2 separate regions of the Homo sapiens genome follow, and region 2 is linked to region 1. Evidence: chromatin loops called from intact Hi-C (ENCODE). Cell type or tissue: mesothelial cell of epicardium. All regions are shown on one strand. Region 1 overlaps TRPM2 (transient receptor potential cation channel subfamily M member 2). Region 2 has its middle 5.6 kb from the start of CFAP410.

Region 1 (5,000 bases):
ATGTATGTATATGTGTATATGTGCTTGGGTGATGTGTATATTTGTGTATGTGCATGTGTGTATGTGTATGTGTGTATGCATGTGTATGTGCATGTGTGTATGTATGTGTGCATATGTGTATGTGTATATTGTGTACATGTGTATGTGTGTATGCATGTGTGTGCTGTATATGTATGTGCATGTGTATGTATGTGTATATTTGTGTGTATGCACACGTGTAATGTGTGTATGCATGTGTGTGCATGTGTATACATGTGTTTATCTGTGTATATTTGTATGTGTGCATGCATGTATATGTGTATGCATGTGTGTGCATCTCTATATGCATGTATGTGTGTCCATGCATATGTGTGTATGCATGTGTATATGTGTGCATGTATGTGTATGCATGTGTGTATGCATGTGTGTGCATGTGTGCATGTGTGTATACATATGCATGAATGTGTGTGCCTATGTGTGTACTGTGTGCATGTGTGTGCATGTATGTGTGTACATATGCATGTATGTATGTGTGTGTGCCTATGTGTGTGTGCATTTGTGTGCATGTGTACATGTGTGTGCATGTACCTGTATGTGTATGCATGTGTGTGCATGTGTGTGTGTGTTGGAGCAGCGCCCTCAATGTCAGGCGCCAGCTGCCTTCCCACAAGGATCTTTGTTCTGTCAGGGGCCACACTGTTTCTTTAGCAGGCCAAGAGTGCAGGACCTGGCAGGGGCTGTGGGAGCCCCCATTTGGCCTACTTGGCAGGAGTCCCCACACCCTCCCTAGCCCCAGGCCCCAGGACCCAGCAGCTGGACAGGTGGGGCAGGTGACCAGCAGGACCAACCAGGGCCCTCCCTGGATCACAGACAGATGCAGGGAGAAGGAAGTGCCCCCTCTGCTCTCAGGCTGCTGCCCATGGGGCTGGGGCTGGGGGTGCATGGAGGCCTCTGGCCCCTTGTAGAGAGGGTCTGGTGGCAGAAGCCCTGTGGCAAGAGGAGAGCCAAGGAGAGCCCAGCAGAGCCAGGGCCACAGCACAGCTCCCAGGCCCCGCCAAGTCCTGGACCTGATCTTCCTTCCTGGGGACGCCGGTGCCTCCCCCAGGGCCCCAGTAGGCAGTGGTATTTACACAGTGCACACTGCTTTCTAACTGGGGTAACTGGGGGCCTGGTGGTCCACCAAGGTTAGAGAGCAGAGGTAAGTCTAAGCCAGGACCACTGCCCCGTGGGCTGACCCCACCCCCTCACCACTGCCCTGAGGGTTCCAAGGACCTAGTTCCCATTCACCGGCTGCCAGCAGGTGCAGGCACCGTGGGGGCACAGTGGAGACCCCACACAGTAAGGGATTCGCCCCACCTGGGGGGCAGCTTGGCCTCGCCCAGCTCCAGGGAGATAGCCTCTGAGCCCTTGGAATGTCCGCCTGATGAGGGTGTCTTTGTTCCTGGGGCCTGGGCCATGCCAGGTGGTCCCACAGTGTGATTTGGGGTGGGGCCCCGGGCAGTTTTCAGTTTGACCTTTGGAGGGCTGGAGACTGAGGTCAACCATGTGGTGTCAGCCTCGCCTCTGTGACTGACCTCCAGTAGACACCAAGGCCCGCGAGCCTCTCTGGGGACGTGCCTCCATGCATGAGGCCACACATCATCACCGGGAGGATGGAGTGCCACCCACACCTCCACAGGGAGGGACTGGCCGGATGCCCTGGGCTCAGAGCTGTCCTGGATGCAGCTGCGTCCCTCCCCCTGGCTGGTTTAGTCTGTAGACTGTTGCTTAATAAACCATAAGTGAGCATTGCCACTCCCCAGCGTCTGTGGGTCCTTCTGGCTCGTTATTGAACGTGAGAGGGGTCTTAGGGACCCCACACCTTGCACTGCTCTTCCTGGGGGAAGGGACATACTCATAGTCCACAAGGTCAGGGCATCCACCTTGAGCTGATCAGCCGGTCTCCAGGAGGGAAGGATGCCTGGGCCGAGGGAAAGCAGGGAAGCAGGCGCAGGGGGCATGAGGAGGGAGGGGCTTGGAGGGCAGCGCCCCAGCCACCCATTTTGGGGAGGAAACACCGGCTCTGCTCAGCTTGCAGGGAGCTGGGCAGGCTAGATGGGGTGGGCTCTAAGCCATGGGTCCCCTATGAGAATGCAGCCAAGTGGGTGGCCCCGGGCTGGGGCGTGGAAAAGCGGGTGGGGCTGTACCTGCCGCATCTCCTCGCACACCAAGGAGAAGAGCCAGAGGTAGATGGCACACTCGCACCAGGAGGGCACAGGCTGGAAGTCCACCATGAGCACGTAGGCGAACAGGCAGAGGAAGGCGAAGTAGGAGAGGATGTTCAGGTGGAAGACCACCACGGGTGCGGTGAAGAAGGCACGGGCGCGGGCCGCGGGGGTGCCCACATCCTGCAGCCTCTTCTCCCTGCGGCCGTCACAGCAGAGAGGAGACAGTGACCACCAGGGCCAGGGTCCTGACCTCCACAGGCTTTGGCCACCCCGTGATCCCCCGTGCCCCTCAGAGAGATGTGCTTTTAGAGGCAAAAGCACTCAGGGATCCGGGGCCATAACGGCAGCTACAGGCGGAGCCGGCACAGCACAGCCTGGGAGCCTCACACACAGCCACCGGGGTGGGGCTGGACCCCACAGCCCAGCAAAGTGAGGACACAGGGATGCCCGCTGACGCCCTGCCCATGGCCATGACCTTAATGGCTGCAAACAGGGAGGCCCAGCCTGCCCCAAGCCCAGCCTTGGGTGGGCCCCAGCTTCAGAGCTCCCAGTGCTCAGTGGACGCTCAGGCCTTAGTCACCCTCCTGTAAATGGGGACAGGCTTTCCTTGCCGTCCTCAATGGGGGTGGGGCTGACCACACTCCCCCTGTGGTGTGCCCTGATCCCAGGTCCCTATCCCCGGGCCGCTGGAACGGGAGCAGAGGCGGCCATCAGTGACACGGCTCTGCCATCCTCGGGAGAGCAGGAGAGAAGCCAGCACTGCTTTAGGACACCTGAGCCGCTCCTCCCTGCCTCAGTTTCCCACCAGGATTCCTGAACACTCAAGTACCCATCCTGGCCGTGAGGAGAAAGGGAAGGAGGCAGGCAGTGTGGACTGCGGGTTGCAGAAGGGGCTCAGCCACCTCGCTGGGGTCTTGAATCTGCCCTGACTCCCAGGAGACCCTGAGCCTCCATCCAGCCCTCAGTAAAACACAGCAGATCCCACAACGCCCCAGCAAGCCTCTGAGGAGGTGCAGGTGGGGACACCAGGCCAGGCCAGGTCTTCAACCATGGCCAGCCGTGTCCTCCTCCTTCATAAGGGAAAGCGATTCCATCAATACAGGCTCTGCGGCTGCGAGGACAGGGAGGCACTCAGCCGCAGCTCGCTGCTCGCATCCCAGACCTGCACTAACTGCCCACGCCGCAGACTGGCTCAGGTCTACAGTGCCGGCAGGAGCAGGAGACCATCTTTCCTGGCCTCCCCAACCCCAGGCTGATGTGGCTGAGGGACGGGCTCATCAGCATCATGAGATCAGTGCTGGGGCTGGGGCAAGGCAGGTGCTTCCAGCACGTGGGGCCCTGCTCTGCTTCCCACCCCCATCTCTACAGCCCCAGGATCCAGGGACAATTCTGAGGACACATGACTTGCTCCCAGCGAGGGGATCTAGGGAAGATCCTGAGCCCCCAGGAGCCTCTCCCGCAGCCCCGCAGCCCCACAGTCCCGCAGCCCCGCAGCCCTGCAGCACCTGAAGGAGATGAGGCCGGTGAGGAGCAGCGGGAAGGCCAGCATGCACAGGGTCACACGCCACAGCCCATTGTCCACGGAGAGCTGGCCCCACCACACCTTGGTCAGGAAGGCCTGCGGATGGGGGCAGTCTCAGGATGGCAGTGCCCAGCCCTGTGCCCCAGATGGTGCCCGTCAGCTGTCTGCTGAGGACTCGGGGTGCCTAGTGGACAGAGCTAGCCTGCAGTCTCACAGCAGAAAGTGGTGAAGACACAGAGCTTGCCCTGGGGCTTTGGGTGTCCAATCCCGCCTTTCACCTGACCTCAAGCTATGGGACCCCATCTCTGCTGGCTTCGAAGGCCCCGCAGTTGCAGGCTGTAGAGCACTGGCCCCTCTGAGCTCTGCAGTGGGGGACAGGACCCTTCCCCAGGCCTCCCTAGGCCTGGCACAGCCCAGGACATGACGGGAGCTCATGGACTTGGCAATAGCTCGGCGCTCCAAGGAAGCCCAGCGTGCAAGGGGCACTCGCTGGGAGCCAGGCCCTGCCGGGGGTTCCAGGGCGATGCTGAGGGCAGCCATGCCTGGGAGCCCCTGCTGCTCCAGGGAGGACACGCCGTGTCCCGCTTATCCCTCCAGGGAGAGAGGGCAGACGCCGTTCCCAGAGCCACCTGGGCTTCTGCCTGCCGCTCCCAGGTAGGAACATCCATGGGGAGGTGAATTGCGATCTCCATGGCCACCAGCTCCTGCTTTTGCTTCATGTTAGCTTCCCCCCATCTGCAAAATGGGAGGCCAGAGCCTGGAGCAGGTGGCCGAGGGGTCAGGCGCTGTCCCCGAGCTGCTGAGGGCCCTGAAGCCTGTGTGAGTGTGCGTGCCAACTGCACGAACAGGAGGCTGTGTCCGCCCTGCAGGCACCACAGGCGTCTGTTTCTGGAAGGGGCTCTTGGGAGGTCACCTGGATGCCCCCGTGAGACACAAACTTCATGTCCTTGGCCTCCAGGGCGAGCTGCAGGCAGGTGGTCTTCCCCCAGGCCTCGGACACGCGGGTGAGCAGTTTCTGGGCTCTCTCTTCGTCCTTCCGGTAGCACTCGGTGAAGACCCCTGGGCGGAGATATGAGAGCCCCGTCAGAGCAGCAGGTCACAATCACTGAGCCCTGGGGACGGGTCAGAGGGCAACCACTCGGGACAGCACCACCAGGACACAGGGAAGGGCACAGGGCAAATGTGGGGCTGGTGTCTCAAAACACCCAGGCCCAGGGACGAGGACCCCAGGGAGAGGGCACGTAGGGCTGGAACTGCCTCTACAAAAATGACAACAGGGAGAAAACTCAGAC
Region 2 (5,000 bases), 57 kb after region 1:
GGAGTTCAAGACCAGCCTTGTCCAATGGTGAAACCCCATCTCTACTAAAAATACAAAAATTAGCCAGGCGTGGTGGTGTGCGCCTGTAATCCCAGCTACTCGGAGGCTGAGGTAGGAGAATCACTTGAACCCAGGAGACAGAGGTTGCTGTGAACCGAGATCGTGCCACTGAACTCCAGCCTGGGCAACAGAGCGAGACTCTGTCTCAAAAAAATTGTAATCCACAGTGTGGAAGGTTATTGGATCAAGGAGGCATTTCTCATGAATGATTGAACACCATCCTCTTGGTGCTGTTCCCGTAATAGTGAGTAAGTTCTTGCAAGATCTGGTCGTTTAAGTGTGTGGCACCTGCCCCTGTCTCTCTCTCTTACTCCTGCCATGTGAGACACCTGCCCGCTTTGCCTTCTATCATGATCGGAAGCTTCTGAAGCCTCCCCAGAAGCAGAAGCCACCATGCCTCCTGTACAGCCTGCAGGACCGTAAGCCAGTTAGGCCTCTTTCCTTATAAATTACCCAATCTGAGGGGTTTTTTAATAGCAATGCAAGAATGAACAAATACAGTATAGCTGGGCACTAATATTAATTAAACTTTGCGGACTGGGCACGGTGGCTCACGTCTGTAATCCCAGCACTTTGGGAGGCTGAGGCGGGCAGATTAGTTGAGGCCAGGAGTTTGAAATCAGCCTGGCCAAAATGGTGAAACCCTGTCTCTAATAAAATACAAAAAATTAGCCGAACATGGTGGTGCATGCCTATTGTCACGTGTGTCCGTGTGAAGAGACCATCAAACAGGCTTTGAGTGAGCAACAGGGCTGTTTATTTCACCTGGGTGCAGGTGGGCTGAGTCCGAAAAGAGAGTCAGCAAAGGGAGATAGGGGTGGGGCTGTTTTATAGGATTTGGGTAGGTTGTGGAAAATTACAGTCAAAGGGGGTTGTTCTCTTGCGGGCAGGGGTGGGGGTCACAAGATGCTCAGTGGGGGAGCTTCTGAGCCAGGAGAAGGAATTTCACAAGGTAATGTCATCAGTTAAGGCAGGAATCAAGGTAATGTCATCAGTTAAGGCCATTTTCACTTCTTTTGTGATTCTTCAGTTACTTCCGACCATCTGGATGTATACGTGCAGGTCACAGGGGATATGATGGTTTAGCTTGGGCTCAGAGGCCTGACACCTATAGTCCCACCTACTCAGGAGCCTGAGGCAGGAGAATCACTTAAACCCAGGATGGGGAGGTTGCAGTGACCCAAGATCAGGCCCTTGCACTCCAGCCTGGGTGACAGAGTGAGACTCCATCTCAAAAAGAAAGAAAGAAAGAAAGAAAAACCTTTATTTGCAAACAGATGGCGGGCCCAATCTAGCCAGTGGGCTGCAGTTTGCCGACACCTGGTCTAGAGCAGGGCTTCAGGCTGAGGGAACAGACATGTTTCTTTTCATCTCTGGAGTCCACAGAGTCATCTGCATTCTGGAAATATACAGCAGAACTGTTCTTAAAATGTGAAAGGACAGCGATGGATGCCACGCCAGGGTAAAGACTGCAGCCAGCGTGGCCACTGTAAACTCTCTGTGCCAGGTGCCCTTGCGCCAATGGCTCCCAGAATGGCAATTACGAGAACGGAGCTGGAAATGACCACGAGGCCTGAAGACCTCTCAGGACACTGAAAAAATGTAAATCAACACGTGCTGCCTGTCCCTTCTCCCAGGCCTGGCTCTGACCTGCCACAGGAATCTGAACCATCTGCAGCACCAGCCGGTGGGGAGGTCCTCGGTCAGCAGGGGGTCAGGCAGGCTACCCACCGCACTGGCTCCTGAGACCAAGGGAGAAGATTCGAGTTCCCAAGGGCATCTGGGAGGGGTGTGCTGCACCTGCCACCCGAGGAGTTCCAAAGTTTGCCTCAGGGATGTGGTGTGGAGCCCAGAGCCTCCAGGGTGGACCAGGTTCTGCCCCTGAGTCGTACCAGGTGGGTGGCGAGGCCAGCAACATGGGCAGGGGAGAGGTGGTCACTCCGAGATCATGAAAACTTCAGCTCCGGAACATGTTTGCTGACTCTCCATTTGTCTCCCTCTCCTCCTCTCCCCCTCTCCCTGCCCCCCTCATCCCTCACTCCTTGGGAGGCCATGTTGTGAGAGGCCATGTTGCAGGGAGCGAAGCCTCCCACCGACAGCTTGTGGGGCAGCTAGGAGACCTCAGCCAGGTCCTCAGAGACGGCCCCCCTTTCCCTCCCAGGAGGCTGAGCCCAGCCATGCAGCTCAGCTGCTCCAGATGCCTGAGCCTCAGAAACCGGGAGACAGCGATGTCTATTGTGAGCTGCTAAGTCTGGGGGTGATTTGTTATGCAATGCAGGTGACTAGGGTATCGGCCTGGAGGGGGTCTGGACTGGGGGTGTCACCTATGGGGCGAAGGTGGTGGAGGAAAGAAGAGACAAGGACGGGGCCTGGGGCGCATGGGACTCAGCAGCAGGTGTCATCAGGATAGCGTTTGCATGAGTTGGGGGTGAGCCTGCCCTGCTGAGCCCTGCAGAGCTCCCAGCTGTCAGGGCAGGAGGGAGCAGCGGTTGATCCATGGTACCTTGTCCTCAGCAGTATCCCTAGCTGCAAGCCAGAAACCCCGACCCACTGGCTGAAACCACAAAGCGGGTGTCGGCCCTGTGTGCCTGGTGATGGCGGTGGTGGCCTTGCTTCAAAGACTCGACAGGAAGCTCCTGTGTCCCCCACTCTGCGTGTCTCTGGGAAGCAGGCTCTGTGTGTAGCCCCCTGAGATTTACTGGGGAGCAGCGTGCCTAACTCACCCCCTGTAAGAAGGGAGGCCCAGGGCTGGGCAGGGGGCCAAGGCTGTGACGTAGGTCCAGTGGAGCCTTCGTGAGCCCACCAGAGCTCTGAGGCCCGTGGCCGTCACACTGTGCCCCTGCAAGCACCCACAGCCTGAGCCTGTTGGAAGCTTCCTACCACTGCTGGGGACCAGCTCCAGACTCATTAGCAGTGAACATTCTGCCTGCTTGGTGTAGAAGAGCTCAGAAGGCACTGCTCTGAGACTTTTCTGTCATCCCACATCTTACACCAACCTGAGGACTAAGCTCTGATTTTTTTTTTTTTTTTTTTTGAGGTGGATTCTCGCTCTGTGGCCCAGGCTGGAGTGCAGTGGCGCGATCTCGGCTCACTGCCAAGCTCCGCCCTCCAGGTTCACGCCATTCTCCTGCCTCAGCCTCCCAAGTAGCTGGGACTACAGGTGCCCACCACCACGCCCAGGTAATTTTTTGTATTTTTAGTAGAGACGGGGTTTCACCATGTTAGCCAGGATGGTCTCAATCTCCTGACCTCGTGATCTGCCCGTCTTGGCCTCCCAAAGTGCTGGGATTACAGGTGTGAGTCACCACGCCTGGCCAGCTCTGATTTTTTTTCTTGCCTATATTCCTATCTAAGGGATATGGAGAGTCATGCCCTACAAACCATAAATTCTCATCAGACGGGTTTTATTTAACCCTATATGTCATAACTTACTTTCCAATCTGACTCTGGCATAACATGACAAGGAATAAAATCAAAATATTTTACCCCGAAACATGTTTCCTGCCATATTTTGAGACGCTCCTGCAAAGCCGTCCTTTGTGGGAGAAAATGTGCATCTGGAAGGAATCTCTATTCACATAGCTTGATCTTTTTCTTCCAGGCCCTCCCAATCCTGACGAGATTAACTGAGAGTCTAGCACCTTTTAAAGGTGTGAATAGGAAACATTCGTCATCGATTGTCTCTAAGGGCAGCCATTAAAGACTTCAAAAGAACCTTGGTCCCCACAGTCTTTTTTTTTCTTTTTTTCTGTGCAGTGGCGCAATCTCGGCTCACTGCAAGCTCCGCCTCCCGGGCTCACACCATTCTCCTGCCTCAGCCTCCCGAGTAGCTAGGACTACAGGCGCCCGCCCCCATGCCCAGCTAATTTTTTTGTTTGTTTTTTGTATTTTTAGTAGAGACAGGGTTTCACCGTGTTAGCCAGGATGGTCTCGATCTCCTGACCTCGCGATCCGCCCGCCTCGGCCTCCCAAAGTGCTGGGATTACAGGCGTGAGCCCCCGTGCCCAGCGGTCTCCACAGTCTTTTATCTGAACCTGAGCATTTCCTTTCTATGGATCCCAGGTCTTTAGACAAACTCAACCGTCAACCAGAAAATGTTTAAATTCACCGATAGCCTGGAAGCCCCCACTTTGAGTTGTCCCGCCTTTCTGAATCAAACCAACGTATTTCTTAAATGTATTAGATTGCTGTCTCATGCCTTCCTAAAAAGTAAAAAACCAAGCTGTGCCCCGACCACCTTGGACACATGTTCTCAGGATTTCCTGAGGGCTGCGTCACGGGCCATGGTCATTCATATCTGGCTCAGAATAAATCTCTTAAAATATTTTACAGAGTTTGACTCTTTTTGTCAACACCACGATATAGAAGGTTAAATAAAACCCATCTGATGAGAATTTATGGTTTGTAGGGCATGACTGTCCATGCCCTTTAGGAATTTGGGCAAGATAAAAAAAGAAAAATCAGAGTTTAGTCCTCAATTACTTCAAGGCCGAGAGTGAGTTCTGGCCTTGAAGTAATCTTGTTGGAGACAGAATGAGGTGTCCGGTCCCTTTCAGGAGCTGACCCCTGAAGCTTCCAAGCAAAGAGATGACCAGATAAGTGAGCATGGTGTGTGCTTAACAGGCATCCAGGTAAACTAAATGTGCATAAGGCCTGAGAGCACAGGATGGGAACGGAGTGGAGGTTCACATTCCCAGGCTGTATTTCAAGATGGAAGGTAACACAAGCAGCTTGTCTCAGTTACATCTTCAGACTAGGGTGGAGGAGGAGGAAAGGGGAAAGGGGAAAAAGTTTTAAAACATGGTTTGAGGCTTAGCTGTGTGAAAGGAATATAAAGCTCAAGACCTTAAAATCACTAAGTCAAGGGAAAAGTCAGCTGGAAAATGCATCAGGCAAACCTGCCTCCAATTTTATTCCTAAATAAGATCGCTACAAAGATA

Evidence for each region. Peaks named below come from ENCODE experiments on the same cell type or tissue, not always from the same donor. Only the 100,000 strongest peaks of a DNase experiment are listed, where the experiment ranks them.
Region 2: it touches region 1 in a loop (19-fold over the local background); 5 of 110 quality-filtered maps call a loop at or near these places.

The regions. Positions count from the first base shown.
Region 1 is chr21:44,399,063-44,404,062 of GRCh38, reverse strand. It overlaps TRPM2 (transient receptor potential cation channel subfamily M member 2), which reads right to left. Exons shown (of 32, transcript NM_003307.4): 14 at 4,622-4,767; 15 at 3,692-3,804; 16 at 2,166-2,382. Among named protein-coding and RNA genes, the nearest start is that of TRPM2-AS, 24 kb to the left of the region's middle. RefSeq lists an enhancer at 1,036-1,959. In mesothelial cell of epicardium, no CTCF peak of the experiment used is centred here; DNase peaks (open chromatin) are centred at 2,452, 2,762, 3,472 and 4,732.
Region 2 is chr21:44,342,477-44,347,476 of GRCh38, reverse strand. No RefSeq gene overlaps it. Among named protein-coding and RNA genes, the nearest start is that of CFAP410, 5.6 kb to the right of the region's middle. RefSeq lists enhancers at 1,837-2,339, 3,462-4,017, 4,760-5,000. In mesothelial cell of epicardium, no CTCF peak of the experiment used is centred here; no DNase peak of the experiment used is centred here.